Linked DNA regions of Homo sapiens: all the other regions are linked to region 3. A link is a contact called in ENCODE Hi-C data. All regions are on one chromosome and are shown on one strand. Each heading gives the region's core, a stretch centred on a gene start or an enhancer-like site at or near the end of the contact. The rest is flanking DNA. Distances are from core to core; before and after follow the strand shown.

What was found. A loop is a pair of places that touch in the nucleus more often than their neighbours do. Pooled maps may share reads with other maps.
Region 1: a loop to region 3 is called in a map of CD4-positive, alpha-beta T cell, with 14 times the contacts of the local background. The contact joins the promoter of ATG3 here to the promoter of NECTIN3 in region 3. A Hi-C loop is called at or near these places in 4 of 168 maps with a recorded cell type or tissue (CD4-positive, alpha-beta T cell, CD4-positive, alpha-beta memory T cell, CD8-positive, alpha-beta T cell and 1 more) and 9 of 50 pooled maps.
Region 2: a loop to region 3 is called in a map of HCT116, with 2.7 times the contacts of the local background. The contact joins the enhancer-like site here to the promoter of NECTIN3 in region 3. A Hi-C loop is called at or near these places in 6 of 168 maps with a recorded cell type or tissue (CD4-positive, alpha-beta memory T cell, Calu3, HCT116 and 3 more) and 10 of 50 pooled maps.
Region 4: a loop to region 3 is called in a map of HCT116, with 10 times the contacts of the local background. The contact joins the enhancer-like site here to the promoter of NECTIN3 in region 3. A Hi-C loop is called at or near these places in 6 of 168 maps with a recorded cell type or tissue (Calu3, HCT116, IMR-90 and 3 more) and 5 of 50 pooled maps.
Region 5: a map of naive thymus-derived CD4-positive, alpha-beta T cell shows a loop between it and region 3 (5-fold over the local background). The contact joins the promoter of C3orf52 here to the promoter of NECTIN3 in region 3. A Hi-C loop is called at or near these places in 3 of 168 maps with a recorded cell type or tissue (PC-9 and naive thymus-derived CD4-positive, alpha-beta T cell) and 8 of 50 pooled maps.
Region 6: a map of ascending aorta shows a loop between it and region 3 (7-fold over the local background). The contact joins the enhancer-like site here to the promoter of NECTIN3 in region 3. A Hi-C loop is called at or near these places in 3 of 168 maps with a recorded cell type or tissue (aorta, ascending aorta and chondrocyte) and 7 of 50 pooled maps.

The regions. Positions count from the first base shown.
Region 1 is chr3:112,560,049-112,563,312 of GRCh38, reverse strand. It overlaps ATG3 (autophagy related 3), which reads left to right and starts at 1,351. Exons shown (of 12, transcript NM_022488.5): 1 at 1,351-1,856. The coding sequence starts at 1,785. SLC35A5 (solute carrier family 35 member A5) reads right to left here and starts at 1,268. Exons shown (of 7, transcript NM_017945.5): 1 at 1,040-1,268. RefSeq lists enhancers at 970-1,779, 1,780-2,589.
Region 2 is chr3:109,805,629-109,808,883 of GRCh38, reverse strand. All of the region lies in intron 2 of LOC124906267 (a long non-coding RNA gene), which reads right to left. Among named protein-coding and RNA genes, the nearest start is that of MIR4445, 200 kb to the right of the region's middle. RefSeq lists an enhancer at 884-2,083. Within about 2 kb of position 1,788, at least 5 of the 41 ENCODE cell types and tissues checked have a DNase peak (open chromatin) inside an H3K27ac peak, as active enhancers do; they include HCT116, where a contact is called at or near this core.
Region 3 is chr3:111,069,779-111,073,090 of GRCh38, reverse strand. NECTIN3 (nectin cell adhesion molecule 3) reads right to left here and starts at 1,275. Exons shown (of 6, transcript NM_015480.3): 1 at 914-1,275. The coding sequence starts at 1,073. It overlaps LOC151760 (putative uncharacterized protein LOC151760), which reads left to right and starts at 1,325. Exons shown (of 4, transcript XR_007096272.1): 1 at 1,325-1,599. NECTIN3-AS1 (NECTIN3 antisense RNA 1) reads left to right here and starts at 3,132. Exons shown (of 4, transcript NR_045114.1): 1 at 3,132-3,301. RefSeq lists a silencer at 1,448-1,547.
Region 4 is chr3:109,925,424-109,929,065 of GRCh38, reverse strand. No RefSeq gene overlaps it. Among named protein-coding and RNA genes, the nearest start is that of MIR4445, 320 kb to the right of the region's middle. RefSeq lists an enhancer at 1,332-2,531. Within about 2 kb of position 1,750, at least 4 of the 41 ENCODE cell types and tissues checked have a DNase peak (open chromatin) inside an H3K27ac peak, as active enhancers do; they include HCT116 and PC-9, where a contact is called at or near this core.
Region 5 is chr3:112,084,616-112,088,268 of GRCh38, reverse strand. C3orf52 (chromosome 3 open reading frame 52) reads right to left here and starts at 1,880. Exons shown (of 6, transcript NM_024616.3): 1 at 1,724-1,880. The coding sequence starts at 1,861. RefSeq lists silencers at 1,966-2,015, 2,036-2,085, 2,136-2,185 and an enhancer at 1,702-2,218.
Region 6 is chr3:109,683,202-109,686,989 of GRCh38, reverse strand. The region is part of intron 2 of LOC124906267 (a long non-coding RNA gene); the gene reads right to left. Among named protein-coding and RNA genes, the nearest start is that of MIR4445, 82 kb to the right of the region's middle. Within about 2 kb of position 1,434, at least 9 of the 41 ENCODE cell types and tissues checked have a DNase peak (open chromatin) inside an H3K27ac peak, as active enhancers do.

The DNA.
Region 1 (3,264 bases), core at 102-2,601, 1.5 Mb before region 3:
ACAAAAAAGGAATTTTTAAAAAATTTTGGCTATGACTATATCAGCACCAAGAAAGTTGAGGCATAAAGAAACTATGACAAAAGGAAAGTGAAAATCTGATAAGAGGGAGTACTCTGGAGACAGAAAACGTAGAACCAGATTAGACCTGCTGACAAAGGTAGCAGGTGAGCAAATGACACTTTGCAACAGCAGAAAAGAATTCTTCAAAGCAATTTTGAATTTTATTTTTAAATTTTATTTATTTATGTATTTTGAGACGGAGTCTCGCTCTGTCACCCAGGCTGGAGTGCAACGGCGCGGTCTTGGCTCACTGCAACCCCTACCTACCGGACTCAAGCGATTCTCCTGCGTCAGCCTCCAGAATAGCTGGGACTACAAGCGCCCGCCACCACGCCCGGCTAATTTTTGTATTTTTAGTAGAGACGGGGTTTCACTATGTTGGCCAGGCTGGTCTCGAACTCCTGACTGTGATCCGCCCGCCTCTGCCTCCCAAAGTGCTGGGATTACAGGCGTGAGCCACCGCGCCCGGCCTCGCTTTTACTCTTATTAGTAAATAATTTTGCTGTAAGATAAGGCTTTCAGAATTGTATTTTCCTCCTCTTTTCCCTCGGAGGAAAAAGCTTATTAGGACAGACTTCATTACAATAACGACCAAAATGGAAATATCTGAAACACTGCTGTAAAGTTTTACTGAACTAGTTAGTGTTTGAAATGGAGGAGATCGTAGAAATCAATGAATCTAAGGCCCTCTTTTGATAGGCTGAGGACACTAAACCCCAGGTTGGGTAAGTAACTTGCCCAAAGCCTCCCAGCGTACTGTAGGAATAGCGCATAGAGCCTGCGGGGAGTGGGGAGAAATGCCAATACTGACAGCCCCATTGGGCGCACGCCTACAGGACGCCTCCCCGACAGGAGGGGGCCAGATTTCCCTTCACAGTCAGGGACTACCCTTCTAGTCACACATGCGCAGTAGGGCTCTTCACTGGCGCACCCTCCCCTCAGACGCAGGCGCAATTCCTTGCCCGCGGGGCGCGGTTACCTCCCTCAGAAGAGCTTCTAGTGGAAGAACGCACATCCTAGAGCTGAGACAGTAACTGTCTAGCCCCGTAGTAGCAGCAGTAGCCTTTAGGGTCCATACGTGGAGAAGCTACAGTAGGTATAGGCGAAAAAGCCCCTCCCTCTAAGCCGCCTATTGCAGAACAAAAACCACGATTACGTCCGGATTGGGAAAAAGCGGACCCGACACCCATTGCGCAGGCACGTTCAGTGTTACGCTTCCGGAAGGAGGGGAGAAGCGGCTTATCCCGCCCCAGCCCGGCCCCTTTCTCACGTCACGTGCCGGGAGAGTCTAGTGTCACGTGAGGCCCCGGTGGCGGCGCAGCTACGGCAAGAGAGTGAGAAGGAAGGGAAGCCGGAAGGGGCGCGAGTGAAGCAAAGCGAGGACAGACAGCTCGCAGAGGGCGAGGGGTGCGTGTGCGTCCGCTTCTCACCTCAGGTCTCCCTTCGGCCCCGCTGCCCTCCCTCGCGGCTGGGTGACAGCTGGGTCCGGTCCGTCGCGGGCTGCCTGGGGTGCGAGGATCGCGCACCCCGTCTTCGCGCGCTGTGCCTGCCGCCCCGCCCCCTCGTCCCGCCCGTCCCGTCGCGTCGCGTCCCGTCCCCTCGGGTGCTGCCAGCCGGGTGCTGATGCGAGTCGGTGGCAGCGAGGACATTTTCTGACTCCCTGGCCCCTGACACGGCTGCACTTTCCATCCCGTCGCGGGGCCGGCCGCTACTCCGGCCCCAGGATGCAGAATGTGATTAATACTGTGAAGGGAAAGGCACTGGAAGTGGCTGAGTACCTGACCCCGGTCCTCAAGGTAAGCCAGGCCAGGGTTGCCGGGAGCTGTCAGGCACATGCTCGACTTTTCAGGGACCAGGCGCCGCAGGAGTCCCCGCTTTCTCCGGCGGGGCAAGGTGTAGGAAGGCAGTAGGGCTCGAGACACAGGGAAGTGTGCAGCCCCCACCCGTAGTCTTAACCGGCTGTTCGTTAGGGCTTTCTGACTCCTCAGGGGTAAACTTGGAGCGACGCTCTGCGTGTTCCTGCCTTCTCCCGTCATAACTCTGCGCGGTCGGGTACGTCGGGTTGGAAGGGTGTTCGGAGGCTGAGTAGATTGAAGAACGTTAAATCCAAACACTGGAAGTCTTTTAGCCTTTTTAAGCAAGGATTTTGCTTCTCTTTAAAAAATGAATTTAGTGTTTGACACACAGAGGTCAAAAGAGACCTGAGGTGAGGTCACTTTTCCTTTAAGTTTCATGAAAGTCCGCTGTAGTGGGGAAGTTGTGACTGCGATCCCAACTCGTTTAGATTTCAGAGGAAGGAGGTGAAATTGGCAACATTATCTCATTCAGTAACCTTGAACCCATCTAACGAGCAAAACCTTTTTCCCAAGCTTTTCAGATAGCCGTAGCTGGTTATTAGTGATAACAAGGCACGGTTTGACCTTCCTGGCTGTATAATTTTTAAAAATATATTGGCAACAGTACAGCATTTTTAAAGTAAAAAATTGTGACACATTAGCTGTTACAGTAGTGACTGATTTTTTTTTTAAAGGTAAATTTCTACAACTGCCTTCAAGCTTTTCTTTTATAACTCTTTTGGAGTGTTTTGTTGTAACTTCATTTTTGCTTTCTGAAAAGTGAGCAAGAATAGTAAATTAATGGGAAGTTCTTGCTTAGTTTTTGTTTTTTTTTTCTAGTTGTTTTTAAGCTTTCAGTTAGAATGTACCAATCTCAGTGTGGGGGTGAAATACCTTAATATGCTAAGAATAGTGGAGAGTTTTGCTTTGCTCCCTTTCCATGACAAAGGGAAGTACTAGGTCTATACTTTTTAAAATACGTTTTTGTAAAGCTCCTTTTAAAAGAATAACTTATTGGCCAAGTAAGAAATAAACCAGCGATTATAAATGAGAATTTCAACTGTTGCTTTGCTTACATTTGTTTACTGTGAAAGTCATTTTAAGATTATTCAGTCAAACTAAGATTGGAAAATAATTTTCACATTTGAATCAAATGCTTTTACATAATTATGTTAACTTTTCAGAATATCATATCTACCTAGGTATACAGTATTTTAATAATACACCATTGTACAACTTTTTAGTTTCCGGGAGAGAGGAGCAAGAGACTGCCCAAATGAAATATAAAATGTATGATGTAGAATTATGTTTTCAGGAGTCCATCATACTTGCTCACCAAACTGAAAAGGAACTGTTGGCATGTCAGTAT
Region 2 (3,255 bases), core at 539-3,038, 1.3 Mb after region 3:
TACTTATTAAAACATGGAGATTAGGACACATACACACACACACAAAGACCATGCACACACAGTAAACACACAGGGAGAAGACAAGACAAGAAAGGCCTCAGGAGAAATCATCCTACTGACAACTTGACTTGGACTTCTAGCCACCATATTTTTGAGAAAATAAATATCTGTTGTTTAACCCATAGGGTCCACATACTTTGTTACAACAGCTCTAACAAACTAATATAATAATGCATTTCTTTATTTTCTATAAATGTACTTAATACTTACTTCTTGTCCACTTCTTGCCAAGATAGTCAAATATCTATCTCAGCAATTCTTGAGGACCCTCTACTACCAGGGTAATGAAGTATGTGAAGGTCTTAGTAGCACAATGACATAGGGTGGCTCCTGGGTCATTGGCCATCTGTCCAATGTTTACTACCTAGACACTGGAGTCTGTTCCACAGGGTCCCTCCAAATCCAGCCTTCTTCCTGACCGATGCTTCTGTGCACCACACTGAGGATGGAGCAAACTTTGGCGAGCCTGAAACCCACCAACATTCCTCCTGAAGTCTTGCTTCCTCCACACAGCACTGATAGTTAGCAGGGTCCTGCTGTGGCCTTTGAGGAATCCCTACAGTGGTTCTGTGTCCTTGCACTCCTATCTGGAGATATCACAGATCTCCAGATCTAGGAGTAAGGAAACTGGGTGTAAGGAAACTCTTCACTGTGAGTAAAAGTAATCCCTTTTCTTTTATTTCATGTAGGAGGCATTCTCTCTCTCCTCTCTTTCAAGGGCGTCTAGCACAACTTTATCAAAAAGTATAGACTTAGAAAATGAAAACCTAGGTTGGAAGTAAAACTTCAGTTTTTTCAAACTCAAAACATCCTTGAGACCAAGAAGCACAGAGTCTGGCTACCTACTGAATGAAGGATATATGAATGAATGATAGAGACATATCAATTGATATCATTAAAGATACCCTGAAGTGTTACCAGTAGTTTTTTACACAGATCCTTAAAGCCATAAATGCCGTGAATTTTTTTTTTTGACAGTCTATCTCTGTTGCACAGGCTGGAGTGCAGTGGCGTGATCTTGACTCACTGCAACCTCCACCTCCTGGGTTCAAACGATTCTCCTGCCTCAGCCTCCTGAGTATCTGGGACTACAGGCGCCCGCCACCACACCCAGCTAATTTTTTTTGGTATTTTTAATTGAGACGGGGTTTCGCCATATTGTCCAGGCTGGTCTCGAATTCCTGACCTTGTGATCCGCCCACCTCAGCCTCCCAAAGTGCTGAGATTACAGGCATGAGCCACAGCGCCTGGCCTATTTTTATTTTTTTACGTGTTTTCTTCCTCTCTCTTTCTCTTGTCAGCTTATTAACATGCTTATTCATTTGTAAAAGGTGACAGCATACCCAAGCAGAAAAGGCGAGATGTTTCTACCAGCCTGGCTCCTCTTCTCTGGCCTCTATTCTTTTGGCCTAAGAGATAGACAATACATCAAGCAAGGTCCTTATTTGCAAGCAAAATAAGAAATCAATCATGACTGAATAAATGGGAGGATAAAAAAGAGTTTATTTTAAAAACTAATAGGTAGCTCTCTGAATCACCAGGAGAGCGGAACCATCTTGCTCAGAACAATGAATCTTGAACAATGCCCCAATTGAGGCTGCAAAACTGGGCTGATGAGGAAACTACTTCTGCCCCCACAAAACTAGAACACTGAGTGTCCTAGATAATGTTGTCACTGATCTATCAGGAACACAATTGTGCTGTAACCACTTCCTTTATCAGAGAATGAGTCACTTCCCGTGTTTTTTGGTGTCACTAACTTCCTACTCAAAAACTGGTATGAGTGCATCCAATATAGAGAGCCCGAAGTATTTGCCCAAACCCTTGCTTCAAATCAGGCTGAGAACGTATCTGGTATTTTTAGTTTTTATAGTTTATATAGTTAATGTTTCTAAAGTTTAAAGTTTGCTCTTTCTCCCACCAAGATTAATCTCACGTAGAAAGGGGATGCAAATGCTAGGCAGACAAAAAGACTGAAAAAAAAAAAATCTCCACAACAGAAAGACTGACACAAAGCTGAAAGAGAAAACAAGACAGGAAGTTAGGGTACAGTTAGAAATGCCTTTGGTTTCAATTAATAAAATATCTGATTAGGTATTTTTAAAAAGTAATTTAAAAAATAGAGGGAGTCTTTTTTGTTTAGTCACAGAATGCAAAATCTGAAAGTAAGAACTTGTTGCTTTCATTAGCTCAGGAGCTCAACAATGTTAAGATTAAGTCAAAAGTTCACTTGTCCTTTTCCTCTTAATTCCAAAATGACTATTTTTGCTTCAAATCAGGTAAAAGAGAGAGAGGATAAGAAGTGTCAACAGACTTCTCTATACATTTCATGGGCGAGAATCACTGGCAACCAGTCCATAAAAAATGTATCACTGAAGCCACAAGCTAGAGAAATATTCTCCTATATGTGAAGTAACACGATCCTACAAGGTTCTTTTAAAGGATACCAATTAAAACTACTTTCTAACAAATTTGTTGCTCTTTTACTGCGAAAAGTATATGCATCCCAACCTTGAATGATAAATTTTATCAGTAAAAATCTTTATATTTTCAAAAATTTAACCATTAATTGTGTATGGACTCATACTCAATAGAAAATATAAATGAATACACATTATGTCACAAAATTAAAATCATGGAAATCAAGAGAGAGTCACCTCGTTTATAACTGCCTTCCCTATTGAAAGATATATCTGCAGAATGGATGCACCACCTCACCCGCTGTTTTATTTTTCTCTACAATCAGATATAGTTCATAGGTCTTGGCAAGAGCAATCCCATTTACTTTAACTGTTATTAGAGTGTTCATGTTTTCATGCCTTTTCATCTGTTTTCTTTGCTTCTGGAACTCTTTGAAGGCTTACTTTAGATGGCCTTGCTTGGTAACATCTAAAATACCATTTCTAAGATCCTGGTGTTCTCCCCAGTCATTTGGATAATTGCCACTATTGATGCTAGTTTGACTCTGGCATTCTGGACATTCCCTTATCCCATCTTCATATTGCTCTTTATTTATATGGTAGCAAACGGAAGTCCATATCATATGTCTCCATATGAATGGGACATCAGAATTAAATAGACATAAAAATGAAAAGATTCCTGGGAAAAATCACTCAGGATGCTCTGGGTTGGAGTCTATCCAGGCTGTGCTATTTATTATTCAGTTGACTTTGAGCATGTAACTTAATCTCTTGA
Region 3 (3,312 bases), core at 26-2,525:
CATTAATTACCACTTAAGTCCATTTCTCTTGCATGAGGCAGACTTTTTTTTTTTTTTTTTTTTTAGCACAGTCCTTAATAAGCAGGCTTCTAGTCTGGCATACCTGGGAAGAAAACTCAGAGACTAACTCCCAAATATGACAGGAAAACAGTAACATAACACGAGGGTCAAGAGATGGGAAACAGGCGCGTGACTGTTTTGGTTAGAACAGCCGGGGCACACAGTCCATGAAATCAGGTATTTAACACGTAAATCTTGTTCCTGCGGTTTGGTAAAATAAGCACGGGCAGTGTGAGAGACGTCCCACAAGCTGGAGGGCAGGGACGAGGGTCAATCTAGAGAGCTCCAGAAGCTGTCAGGGCAGAGCCGGGGGAGTGGGCACAAGACAGAAGAAAACTAGCTGTAGGGGATTCTGCGGCTGGGTGGGCTAAAATGGTGCCTTCTCCAGGGTGGAAGGCCATGAGAAGTGGACCCGGAGGCTTCATTCCATCGGGCTCCGGTCCCTAGGGTTTCTGGGCTCACAGCTCAAGTTTCACCGGGAAAAAAAGCGGCAAACGTGCATCCCGGCACCTTAACCTACGAGGGTTCCCAGAGAATGAGCGAGGAAGTAACGGTCCCCGGAGCAAACCCGGAGTTCGGCGCACGAAGCACCATCGCCAACCCTCGGCCATCCGCACGGCGACCCGCGCGGCCGCGGGGGAGGGCAGCGGGCCGCCGGCTCAGCATTCGCTGGCCTGGCCCTTCCAGGGCCTCGCCCCGGGCGCGGCGAAAAGTTTCCAGCCAAAGTCCTCGGCACTCGCTCGCACAACCAACCGCCTCGCTGCTCCAGAGAACGGCTGGCAGAGCCGGCCGCGGCGCCCGCACCCTCAGTGGCGGCTCCCTCAGCCCACGCCGGCCGCCGAGGTTCACCTACCACAGAGCCTGGAGAAGAGCAGCAGCGGGAAGAGCAGCAGCAGCAGCGGAGGTGGCGTCGGGGGCTGCAGCAGGAGCCCGGCTCCGAGGAGAGAAGCGGAGGAAAGTTGTGCTTTGCCGCCTCCAGGACACAGCGGGGACGGCCGCAGGGTCCGCGCCATCCCCCACCCTCCCCCCGGCCCGCTCGCCCGCCCGCCCCCCGGCTCCCCCGGCCCCGGCGCCTCAGGCTCTGGGCGGAGGCTGTGGAAGGTCCGGCGCGCGCGTCCCCAGCTCCCAGCTCTAGCGCCGTCGCTGCCGGCTGACACTTGGCCGAACGCTGGCGGCTGCCTCGACACCGCCGTCGCCGACGCCACTGCCGAGGCTGAAGCGGGAGCCGCCCGCCGCCGCCGCCACTCCCCTCCCCTCGGCACCCGCCCGCGTCGAACTCCTGGGAACTCGGAACGCACCACCCCGCCCCACGCAAGAGGGGGAAAAGAAACCGACTCTCAGAGCGGGCGCCCGACTCGCCCGCCCTCCCCGCGCAACTCCACCTCCCGTCTGATCCCCGGGCGCAAGCCCTGTCTCCTCCCACCCCGCCCTCCTACACATGCTCCTCCCCTTTCAAAAAAAAATATTCTTTTCATCCACTTTGATAACGGGGTTTCTCCCACAGCAGAGATTTAAAAGGGACAGGAAAATCTGGAATAGGTTAGTCGGCCCCGCCCCTCGTTCCTGCCTGGTTTCCCCCCTTCCCTGCCTTTCCAATGGTCTCGCCCACTCCACCCCTCGCGGGTCCACGGGGGCCCCGGCGCCGACTGAGGCGAGGGCTGCGGGACAATCACGCTCGGCCTTCTCCTCTCCCGGGCGGCGCTCTCCCTGTGGCGGGGACCTGGGACGAGGGGGTGGGGTGGGGAGGGGAAGGCAGGAGGGGGCTGCCCTTCCGTTGCCCATGCTAAAGGTTCCTGTGTAGGAAGCTGGACGCAGCCTGCTGGACTAGTAATCTTCCTCCTCGCTGGGGCGCGGGGCACTGAAGGGAGGGAGAGACTTTCTCCTCCTTCCTGTTCCCCGGGACAGCTGTGCTCTCCGAATCCTTCCCTTCTTCCCAGCCCACTTATTCCCCGCTCGCCAAGGCACGTTTGCACAGGCATTTTTCCTGCTCTTTTTTCTGGGAGGGCAGCTTGGTAGAATGGTCGGCGGAGCTGGGCGAGGAGAGGGGTCTTCAGAAGGTTTGCTTTCTTGCTCTTGCTTCTCACTGGCCGCTGGGCTGTCCACTTTCCGCGCCGGGCGACTGGCAACAGGAGGCCATGGATTTCCCCCAACGAGTGCGTTGGTGTTTTTCTTTGGTTTTGTTTCCTTTGCATGTTCGTATGTGTAGTTTTATTTTCTTGCCTGTTTTCGTTTGATGGCAGAGAGGCGACCTCGGGAAGTATTAAACATTTGCCCGTATAAGAAGAGCGTCTGTGGTCCACCATGACCCTCGCTCATCCCAGGTGGCTCTCCGCCCTGCCCTCTCCATCCTCCCGCCTCGCACAGTACCGGCAGCTTGACCTTGGAGCCACTGCCACATTGGTTCCGCGGGGGGAGTAGGAGGGTGGACAATTTGGACTGTCCAGCGTAGGGGGTGAATTGAAGGCAGAGGACACCAGTCCTCAGGCCTGACACTATTAATTTTATGTAGGTCCTGTCATCTCCACGAGATAGCCATAAATGTGTTCCAGTAACAGGAAAGCTGAACAAGGATCAGCCGCCCAGAAGTTAGCCTGTCGCAGCTAAACTAATGCATGCTTGCGGCCAAGACCACGCTGTCCTCGGCTTTCAGTCAATAGGGTCTTCCCACCTTCCGCCCGCTGGATTACAAGGCTTTACTAACCTCCAAGGCTACAAGCCATTCTACACCCTGCCCACCTCTTTTTTCTTTCTTAACTTCTGCCTCCCTTCCAGTCTCCCAGCGCTCGGTCTAGTGCCTTTTTCCCTCCAGCCCTTTCCTCTTCCCTCCCTCCCTGTGCCTGTCTGCCTCTGTCGTCCCCTGTAAGCTTGTCTCCTGCAGCCAAGGCTTTCTATCACCTATTCTCAAGATGCACTTATGAATAAACCTTGTCCTGCATCGCTCCGGGAGATCCCCTGATGATGATCATAATTGACAAAATGTAGCTATTGTGACATTCCTCAGCTGTGCTGACACCACCGTTTCCCTTGAGAAAATTTCTTTTTCTATATTCGCATTCCCTAAACCTAATTTCACTGCTAAATTTAGACAGCTCACTGCGCAGCCACTAGCTAATTATCTGTTTAGATAGCACTTTAACACGTTGTTGAGACTCAGTTAAATGTTAAACAACCAAAATTTTAATATCACTAGCCAATTTCATTCTTCCAGGTTTTCCCTGATGGCTCCACATCTCCAAGAAAAGTAATTTAGCC
Region 4 (3,642 bases), core at 501-3,000, 1.1 Mb after region 3:
ATATGAGGTACCATCAATTGAAAGTCAATTGACAATGAGTACTAGAGCTAGTCAATCTTCTTAAAGCACCTTATTTTTCACATAACTCTAATTCATTAATATTTTCACTGAGGTATGTGAATATATACATATGTATTCCCAGAAAACTATTTTTCCAGAGCTAAGGTCTCTCTCTCCCTCTCTCTATCTCTCTCTTCCCCTCCCTCCTTCTCTCTCTCTTCCTCTTGCCCTCTCTCCCTCCTTTCTCCTTTTTTTTTTTTTTTTTTTTTTTGAGACAGAGTTTTGCTCTGTCGCCCAGGCTGGAGTGCAGTGGTGTGATCTCGGCTCACTGCAGCCTCTGCCTCCCGGTTTCCAGCAATTCTCCTGCCTCAGTCTCCTGGGTAGCTTGGATTACAGGCATACACCACCATGCCCGGCTAATTTTTGTATTTTTAGTAGAGACGGAGTTTCACCATGTTGGCCAGGCTGGTCTCAAACTCCTGACCTCAGGTGATCCACCTGCCTCTGCCTCTCAAAAGTTCTGGGATCACAGGCATGAGCCACTGCGCCCGGCCTTCTCTCTCTTTTCTACCTCCTTCCTTACTCTACCTCTCTTCATATTTTCTTTCCTTCTTATTTGAGAGGACAGTTCTGACTACAGAAAGAAAAAGCTTATGTTTGTCCGAAACAAAAGAGAAACGTTATTCTAATTACCTTAAAGTATCAATATTCCTTTACCCTAATCCTGACTGATGAACCGTTAACTATGGGACACAGCATTTCAGACACTCACATCCAAGAGCCTATCTATGAATTTGGGGTAGCGAACAATACAAGGTTTGTAGCATTTTTTTCCTAAATGTATTGGCCAGTTGTTCTCACTGTGCTGGGAATCCTGAGAAGCAGTATTTTGTTTGTTTTGTTGTTGTTGTTGTTGTTTTGTTGTTTTGTTTTTTATTTTTTCTCTGCCAGTGTGCTGACCTGCTGGTAGGTACTGAAGACCAACATTAATTCATAGGAACTGACATTTAGTTCAAGGGCCTTTCAGAGTTCAGAAGCATTTAGAAAAGCATCAGTGAAAGCAACTTACATACCTACCCTTACTGGAGATACAGTCCCCACTAGCTCAGAGGTGCTGAATACCTCCTAGTGAATTGTCTTCCCATGTCATTGATGACTGGTTAACTCAGATTCTCCCTTTGCTTTCCATCTTCCATTCATTTAATCATTAAGGCAGAGTACTGGGCTTTGGGGGTATTTTCTTTTTAATTATAAAACTACTGTCTCCAAAAAAATGATCAAAATACTGAAAATTGAAAATCAATATGATAAACACTCACTAAGCACATACAAAAAAATTATTGTTAATTGCATTTTAGTGCATTTTTCTGGCATTGTTTTGTCTCTTATTTTTCCTTCTTTTAACTTTAATGTTCTCAGAATTTGTAAGCATACATGATTGCATTTTCTCATAGCACTTCTTTTACATAGAATAACATGTGATTAAGAGAAAGAATGGTAGTATTGTGTTTTAGTTCTCAACAGGAGGTATATCAGAATGACTAGGAAGATTTTTCAAAAACATTATTTCTCACACAAAGATATGCTTTGATGGAAAGGGAACAGGGGAAGGGGAGGGCATGATTGGTGCCTGTGCCTTCTAACTGAAATTCCCAAGTGACTCATACCCTGTCTCATAACTCAGGAGTGTGACTAAAAGAAACTCAACCTCTGAATGAGGAAACCTAGGTTTTAGTCAGAGCCCCAGCATTCTTTATGTATTTATTCATTCAACTAATACCAAGTGAGTGTTTTCTCGGGCTGCACTGGGCTAGGCTCTACGCTTCAAGTGTTAAAGAAGACAGACAAGTTCTCTGACCTCCTGGAGCTTAAAGTTTAGTTGATGTGACAAGCATTAAACAGATAACCATCTTAACATTAATTTAATTTCTGAATAACATTTTTTTTACCCAGTGTGCTGTGAAAACCTTAGCTATGTGATCCTAGGGAGTTAACCTAACCTCTATGCCTCAGTTTCAGCATCTGCAAGATGGCATAATTCAGACTTGACAAATGACCTTACTAGACTGATGGTAGAAAGATTTAGAAATAATAGTTGTAAATGTGGTGTGAAAAAATATAATGTGTTAAATAAATATTATGATTGCCATCAGTTAGAAAGATTAAAAAATATATGCACACACAAATAATCCATATCTTCCCTTCTAGTTAACATATATATTCTGGTGACACCATCATCAAAATGAAGGAAGATATGATATATCCAACTAGCTTCAGTGATTTCCTCAGTAGATGTGGAATAAGTTAAAGTAATTGTTAATTGATGACTAGGTACAAACATTTCTGCTTATCTATCACTGTTAACAAACTGCACCAAACTTCAGTGGCTTAATAGAGGTTAAGAATTCAGAAAAGACTCATCTGAGAGATTCTTATCTTCGCAAAAGACTGTAACATCAATTGCAGTCACTCAATGGTATTCAGGTGGCGGCTGGGCTAGTGCGGGTTGCGGGGTGAGCAGAGGAAGGGAATGCGTAAGCCGGGCAGCTTGCAAGGAGAGCTGGACGACCAGACTCAGTGGGCCCTTTTCCCCTCCACATAGCCACAGGCGCTCTTTATGTGGTCACCATGTTTTGCTTCTCACATGGAAGATCAGGGCTCCTAGAGTGAGAGTCCCAAGAAACTGAAAGTAGCAATTGCCGATATATTAAAGCCTGGGCCTGGAAATAAGCATGTTTCCCTTCCACTGTATTATACCAAAGCAAATACAAAGTCCACCCAAATTCAAGGGAAGGAAAAATCAATCTCATTTCTCTATGGGAGGAAGGTCAAATAATTTTCAGGCATCTTTAATCTGCTATGCAAATACTGGTAAACATCAACTCTTGCTTAATTCTTTTCTCCACTGGCCTCAGCCCCCATTCATCCATCTTTGTTTCCACAACATGTACAGTGTCAAGTAAACTCCTCATTTTATATAAGATTTATAACAAAGAGAGGAAACGGGGGAAAAATTATTCCCTGCAGGCCCCTTAAAGACGTGACTGAAGAGAGAAACTTGCAACAACTCCCTAAACCAACCAGCGTAAGTACATTCAACCCACAAGCTTGGGGAAGGAGTAAGAGCGTCACTTGCATTGAACTTCTCTTTCCTCTATTGGGAACAAAATATTATTTTGTTTTTCATCTGATAATTTATTAACAAAGAGAAAAACAAAAAATAAAGCCCTAAGTGCCTCCTCTCTGATGTTCAGATCCTGACAGTTAAATAGATTTCTAACAGTGTGCTTGTAATGATCAAATGGCAAGTGAACTTAGAGGTCTTAAGGAGTTAATTATGATAGAATTTAAACTGTAGTATATTTTTACTTTCTATATAAGATGTACCTAAAATTATACTTTACCCTAAAGGAAAAAAACGTGGCATAAAAAAAAGAGCATTTGGAGTCAGATACGCCTTAGTTTGAGAAGCATTCCTGGCACATAGGAAGGGTAAGACTAGCAACATCACAGCTGAGTTTCCATTTCTTCAACACCATTGTTGCTGAAGAAATCAGGTGTGAAATATGTCTATATAAGGACTAACACAGTAGATTTCCAAGAAATATTTGCCAAAGAAATGAATAAAATCCACATCATCAA
Region 5 (3,653 bases), core at 631-3,130, 1.0 Mb before region 3:
ATAGGACAAAAGAGAATGATTAACACATTAGATGAGATTAGTTCAAGGCATTCCTTGAACACACTCCAAGTACTCCTGTAGCCCTTCACCTTCACTCCATCCTGTTACTGAGGACAGCTCTCCTATTGGGTGACCTACAAAGCTAACTTACAAAGAAGTCCAGGGTATCTGTATATACCTTACTAACAAGGACGTCATGAGAACATTAAAGAACCATTGCTACAGGGTAGGTGCTAAACAATTACAGAATACTGATAACCCTGCATGGATTTGGCTTGTTCTACCCACCACCTGTTTTCAACAAGGCATTCCCAGGCCTCACAGAAGGCCGAGTAGGCACACATTACCACTACGGGACAGGCTTGCCTCTGGGACACACTTCTTAGTGGCAAAACTGTCACCAGATTTCTGGATTCAGCCCCAAGCTAGGGAGTCTTTAGGGTGTGCGGGTCCATCTAATCTGAGGCAAGTATTTCCAACTCCCATTCCTGGACACCGCCCTGGAGGACTCATACAGCCAGTTCACAGTTGTGGCCACTTGCACTGGTGACCAGACTATCTTTGTTCAACCTTCATTCTTCTGTGGCATTCATATTTTATTCAGAAATAAGTTTCCAAATTACTCTCCAGAGTACCTATAAAAGCAGACTTTGCAATAGTTCCAGGAATCAATGTAGAACAAAAGCAATGCTTTCAACTTTTGAATTTCCTGCTTATCCCTAAAATCAACAGCTGGGCAGCCAAAAAGTTGGGGGTGGAGGAGTGGGGCCTAGAAAGATCAGGTCGGGGCTCTATATGGGGAGTTCTGTGCACCCAGAAAACCTCAAGCCAATCTTAGGAGTTAATCAGAAGGTGGATGGCTGGGAAGTCAAAGCTCTGATGTTTTACAAGTCTTTGATGAGAGTGAATAATGTTCCCATCATTGCTAGGGATGAATCAGAAAAGAGCTTGGCCTAAAAATAGCCAGGGACTTCCTTAGGGATTGAGAGGAGGTAAAAGCAAGGTGGGCGAAGTCTCAACCTTCGAGACAAGAACTTTGAAATTATTTTCTTTCAATTGAGCAGGGCAAGTTCACCTCCCCCGCGCCGACCCCCTAACCCGCCCGCCCCATCTCTACGCCAGCCCTACCCCTTCTCCCCTTCTGACCGCTTTCTCTCCTCTGTGCTCTCCCCTATCTCTCTTCCGGCAGAATCCAATGGCCAGGCTGGGAGAAGGCAGAAAGTGCTTGGCGGATGGTAGGCATGGAAGAAGGCTGGGGGCTGCGGCGAGGTGGGTGGAGGGGAGGGAGAGAAGTGGCAAGGCAGTGAAGGTAAGAGGAGGACAGAAGAGATTCTGAGAGAAGGAGGATACTCAATTTGTCATTCTCATTCTCCCTACTGGAAAAAAGAAAAACTGAATTAAAAGTTACATAACTTTAAAAAACTACTTCCATCTCCGGAATACCTCTCTGAAGACAGCAGCGGCCACACCTCACCACTAGGATTCCTAAAGCGCCTCGGGGGTCAGAGGGGTTGGAGGACCCCAGGGGCTGGGGAGGGGACTGCTCGGGCCGAAAGGTGTCGCGGTGACTCGGCTCCATTCAGAGCACTCGAGCGCGCCCCACCCTCGCTCGGCGCCGTCGACGCCCCGCCTGACTGGAAACCCGAAACTCGCGGGTGCCAGGCCCGGGTCCTACTACTGTCCCGCCGCCGGCAAGTTAGGGCCAGCGCCAAGGGGACCTTACCTCGGCCGGGGGGACCTCCTCGTCCAAAGAAGGGAAGACCTTGTCGGCACCATTGAGAGGCGTGTTCTCTTCTGGCTGCCGCTCGAGCACCGAGAGCTCCAGCTCGTCTACTGGCTGTGAGGGTTGGGCCAGGTCCATGTGCCGGCAGGGAAAGTCTGAGCGGCTCCGCGGGAGGCCACAGCGCCGGCGAGTCGAGCGACCTCCCCGCCTCACACTCCACCCACTGGGCGGGGCGTCGCGGACCTCGGGCGGCGGGAGCGGACCGGAGCGGACAGGAGGGGCAACTGTGAGTGGCGGCCACTCCCTGGATCCCGCGGGGTAGAGCACCTGAGGCCGTGCCGGAGTGGGCTCCAGAGCCGAAGGCTGTTTTTCTGATTTGTTCAGGGCGCTGCCTGCTATGCCTTTCCCCGCGCCTGCAGATGCAGACCATCTCCGTTTAGGGGCTGCCTGGGTGCCGGGCTGTGGTAAGGAAAGGGTGGGCCCGGCAGCACCGTCCAACGGAGAAAAGTTTGCGATCTAACCCTACGAACTGTTGGTTGTTGGGGTTTGCCACAGTCCTCGCGGCCTAGCAAAAGTGCATTCATTCAATCAACAAATAACCATGCCTCGTGCCAGCATGGTGCTAGGTTCTGAGTGCATGAAGGTGAATAATATACACCAACACACTTCCTCGCAAGTCCAGAGTCAGGCACAGAGACAGTATTGTGTGGTGCTGGGGACAGCGGACTCTAAAACCAGTGTACCTGGGTTATTCTCCACCCAGAGGGTTCCTCACTGTGAGACCTCGGTCTTCATCTCTCTGTGCCAACGTCCTCATCTGGAAAGTTGGTGTAATATTTGTACCCTCCTAAATGTAGTTGTTACCAGGATTACAAGGGTTGTTGTAAGCAAAGCACTCAGAACAGTGATTGACACAGCAAGCACTCATAAATGACCATTATTATTTATCTTTGAGAGGAGGGGCCTTACACACACACACACACACACACACACACAATGCACGCGCACACACAATCTCCTTGACACCCTATCTGTAGTTCAGAACTTCCGGTTTAGTTAGCATGGAATTATGTTTGTTAAGCACAGCATGGGTTGGGCCAAGGGCCTCAACTCTCAAGCTTCTGTTCCGAATAGTCTTGCTCCTTACTTCTCACCCTCCACGCAACACACACACACACACACACACACACACACACATTAAGACCAGACCATTAACAAGAAGCATATAAATCAGCTCCACTCCAAATATGTTGACTTGAGTCCAAAAGTCTGGCATCTTCAGTACCTGATGTTGAGACACAGCCTAGATATCCTGTCTCCAGCAGTCTGATGCCTGCTACCAGATCCCCTGAACTTTGGATCCATCTGCCTGCTAAGGGGAGTCTGCAGTGACTCATCTGCTGACCTGCACTGACTTCTGCTCCAACAGGTGGATCTTGCAAGAATCAGGCTGCATTCTCAGCTGGGATTTTTGAACAGGTTTTTTAACCAAGGAGCAAGGGTTAAGGGAATCAACAAGGCATGGTGACGTACCCAGGGACTAGCAATAGCGAGAAGCTGTTAACACTCCTAGGCCTAAAAGGGACTGGAGACTGATAAAGAACTAGAGCCATTGAAGGGTGTGGGAATTTGCAGGGAGGTCTTGATAGGATCTGTAGTCACGAAAACATGCAGACCTGACTGGAAGCACTGACACCTCTCAAACTTCTGATTCTCCCCACCCCCATCCTTACCCAGGGTCCAGAAAACTTTTCTCATAGTTCCCTTATTTGATTGCAGAAGTTCATCCTAAATGTGAGATTTTTTTCTCACTTCAGATGGATAGTAGCTATCTCCATGCCTGATTTCTCCATGCACAGATACCTAAAGCCTCCCTCACTCCCCCAGAGAATCAAAAAGCAACTGTTCCTGTCTCAAGCACACCCTAAAC
Region 6 (3,788 bases), core at 185-2,684, 1.4 Mb after region 3:
AGAACATCTGTACAGTTCTCAAAATATTATTGTAACAACATTAAGAGCATAATTAATAGAAGACCTCTCACTTGTTTGCAAAGCCAAGCAGACAAGTAAGAACAGTAAGAGCAATAAGTTATACAGAAGGCTTGGCACCTTTTTGCAGTTGACTAGTAAGTGAGTCCCTTCCCTACTTTATTTGTAGTTTATAACAAGCCTTGAGAGATTTTTAAAATATTGATTATCTAAATACATAAACTAACTACGTTAATAAAGAAAATATCTGGTAGAAGATATGTTGAAAATAGTTATCAATGTTGCTTAAGGTTTCTATTTGAAATGTCAATTTTTAAGAAAAGGAAGATAAAAAATAAAAGTGTGATGCTAAAAAATTAACAACTGCATAGCAGTGCACAATACACAAAGTAAATTTCAGATCCAAATAGATTATTATCATCCCATGCTCATAAATTACAATTGTGCATAGCATAGGCTAAGCGAGCTCAAAGTTACAATAAATCATGGATCTGGGAGTTGCTACCTGTTCCTTTATCCCAGAATGATGGTGTACATAATAACGGTTATATCGATAATAATCATTTAAATCTATTGGTTTAGAAAACTGCAAAGTCCAGGAGTATATTTGGCTTTAAGCATAGCTTCAGTCATGGCATGAAGCTCAAGTGATGTCATCAGTGTCTGTTTCTCTCCATCACTTGGAGGTACTGATCAAATGATGGCCAGGAGTCCACCATCCATTGGTGTCACTGTGCCCACTGGATCCCAGAATACAACGTGAATTATTCTTTCTGGAATTGGACAAACGATACTCTTGATAGTCTAAGTACAGCTGTAGGGCTGGAAGAACCTTGTACTGAAGGATGCCACATAGCTCACAATTCCCCTGGGCTTATTTATGAAAGAGGAATAATTATAAACATCATGTCTAAGTAAGCATTACTGAAAGCTAAAATCTTCTCTGATTTCACCAAATGATCTGTACAAGAATGTTCATAGCAGCTTTACTAACTGTATCTCTGTATTAGTCCATTCTCACACTGCTATAAAGGACTTCCCTAAGACTAGGTAATCTATAAAGAAAAGAGGTTTAATTGACTCACAGTTCTGCACATCTGGAGAGCCTCAGGAAACTTACAATTATGGCAGAAGTGTAACAGTCTTTCGTTGTCTTAGATAATGCCCAGAGGAGCACAGACACAAAGGTGAGGTTGGAACAAAAGTTTACAGCTGAAAGAAGAAAGCTCTCTTCCAGAAGAGGGGGTCCCAAATAGGAAGACCCACTATGAGTCTGGGGTCCAGGGTTTTTATGGTCTGGGAAGGGGAAGGAATGAGCTTAATCAGTGAGCTGTCTTAGTGAATGTATGACTCAGCTTGGCCTGGTACCAACCAGGAGCTGAAATGATGATTCATAGAGGCTGCTCAGCTTGGCCCAGGACCTGTTAGAAGCTGAAGTGAAAGCCTGGCCCGGGACCAATCAGAGGCTGAAGTGATGAGTCACAGGAGCTGGACTTATAGTCCTAATAAAGGAAAGTAGAGTGCCCACTGGAACCCCCCAGAGTCCACCATGCCCATGCCCACAAAAGGAGAAGAAACTTTTCCTGGGAGCCCACTGACTATACACAGGACAAAGGCATTTCTATGCCAGGCCTTGTTCCCTTGTCTGAGTGAGCTGGAGGTTTGTGCAAGTTTTCAGCCAAATGGGCCGGAGGTTTTTTCTATCTGTGCAGCTGTGGGCATGTCTCCAGGCACAACACCCTGTGCTAGTTCCCTTATCGGTGCCTGCAGCTTGAATTTTTTCCCAGGCTGCTTTTTATGTTATGTGGGGATGAGGAACTGACCCATGGGCCGGGGGCTCTCCAGGACCCTTTCCTTGTTATCTACCTAAGGCAAGCTAACTAACTCCTTTCAGTGGGAGAAGCAGGCACATCTTACATGGTGGCAGGCAAGAGAGGGGGATGAAGGAAGAACTTCCAAACACTTATAAAACCATCAGATCTTATGAGAACTCATTCACTAGTATGAGAACAGCATGGGCGAAACTGCCCCCATGATCCAATCACCTCCCTCCCTCAACACATGGGGATTACAGGTCCCTCCTGTGACACTTGGGAACTACAATTTGAGATGAGATTTGGGTGGGGACACAGAGCCAAATCATATCACTCTCCCAACTAGAAACAACTGAAATACTCGTCAGTAGGAGAATGGATACATAAACTGTGAAAATTCATACAATGGAATACAGATGGTTCCTGACTTAACAATGGTTTGGCTGACTTATGATTTTTGAACTTTAAGGTGGTATGGAAACCATACTTTAAGTACCCATACAACCATTCTGCTTTTCACTTTCAGTACAGTGTCCAATAAATTACATGAGATAGTCAACACTTTATTATCAAGTAGTGTTAGATTTTTGAGCCCAAGTATAGGCTAATGTAAGTTCTCTGAACACGTCTAAGGAAGTGAGCCTAAGCTATGATGTTCAGTAGGTTACGTATATTAAATGCATTTTGACTAACTATATTGTCAACTTACAACAGGTTTATCAGGACATACCCCATCATAAGTCAAGGAGCATCTATACTACATCAGAGGAAAAAAAGAACAAATGGATACTACCTGCAATCATATGGCTCAAACTTTCAGACTTTATGTTAAGTAAATGAAGCCAGGTTAAAAAGAGTACATACTCTATAATTCCATTTATATGAAGTTCAAAAACAGGCAAAACTAATTGATTATAACAAAATCTAGAGTCTTAGTTTCCTTGAAGTCACTGGGTTTTGACTGAGGAGGGGCATGAAGGAAATTTCTGGCTGTTGGAAATGTTACATCTCAATCTAAGTGGTAGTTATTTGGATATGAGTGTAAAAGTTCCTTGAGCTGACACTTAAGAATAGTGTGCTTTACTCACTTTATTATGCATATGCTAAAAGTCAATATTAAAATTTGGTTTAAAATCTGCTCTGAATCATTTGACCATGAACACATTGGCTAATATGCCACATCATAAAATACCACAGTGAAACATCACAGTGATACATCTAAATATGCCACCATCCTGACACTCTTCTTAAACTTATTCATCCTGGATATGCAGTGACCTTTATGTTTTTAAGGTGATATATTTTAAAAGAACATGAATTTTGAATTGTTTACTCAGTTTCAGTAACAGATATGCTCAGACTTGTCTGTGTTCTGAGATTTAGCTGCTGTTATCAGCAACATGTATTTACCAACAAACCAGGTGCAGAGATGCAATAACATGTACAGTATATGCCCACTAGTAATCATATCAGCCAGCAATAATGTAACCTGATGCAACAAATAGATTATTTCAAGTGGGGTAAAATTGAATTTTTATAAATGGAAGCCTACTAAAACTCCATTTTCAAGATTTATTTTTGCTAATTTCTCCATCCAAATCAGCAAAACAAGTAATTAATTAGCTGAAGCCACTTAAATATAATGTTTCTTAAAATATTTCTTTAATAAGATGTAGTGTCTGTTTTATAAGTTTCTCCCTCCTCTTCAATTTGCTTAAAACTACACCATAGGTCAACAAAAGAAAAACACAAGTTTTGATAATCTTTTGTCTTTTCTCTTTCTTTTATTTTTTTTAAGAGATGAGGTCTCGCTCTGTCACCTCGGCTGGAGTGCAGTGGCGCAATCATGGCTCACTGCAGTCTTGACCTCCCAGGATGAAGCTATCCTCCCACCTCAGTCTCCCCAATAGCTGGGACTACAGGCAAATGCCACCAGGCCTGGCTGATTTTTGTATT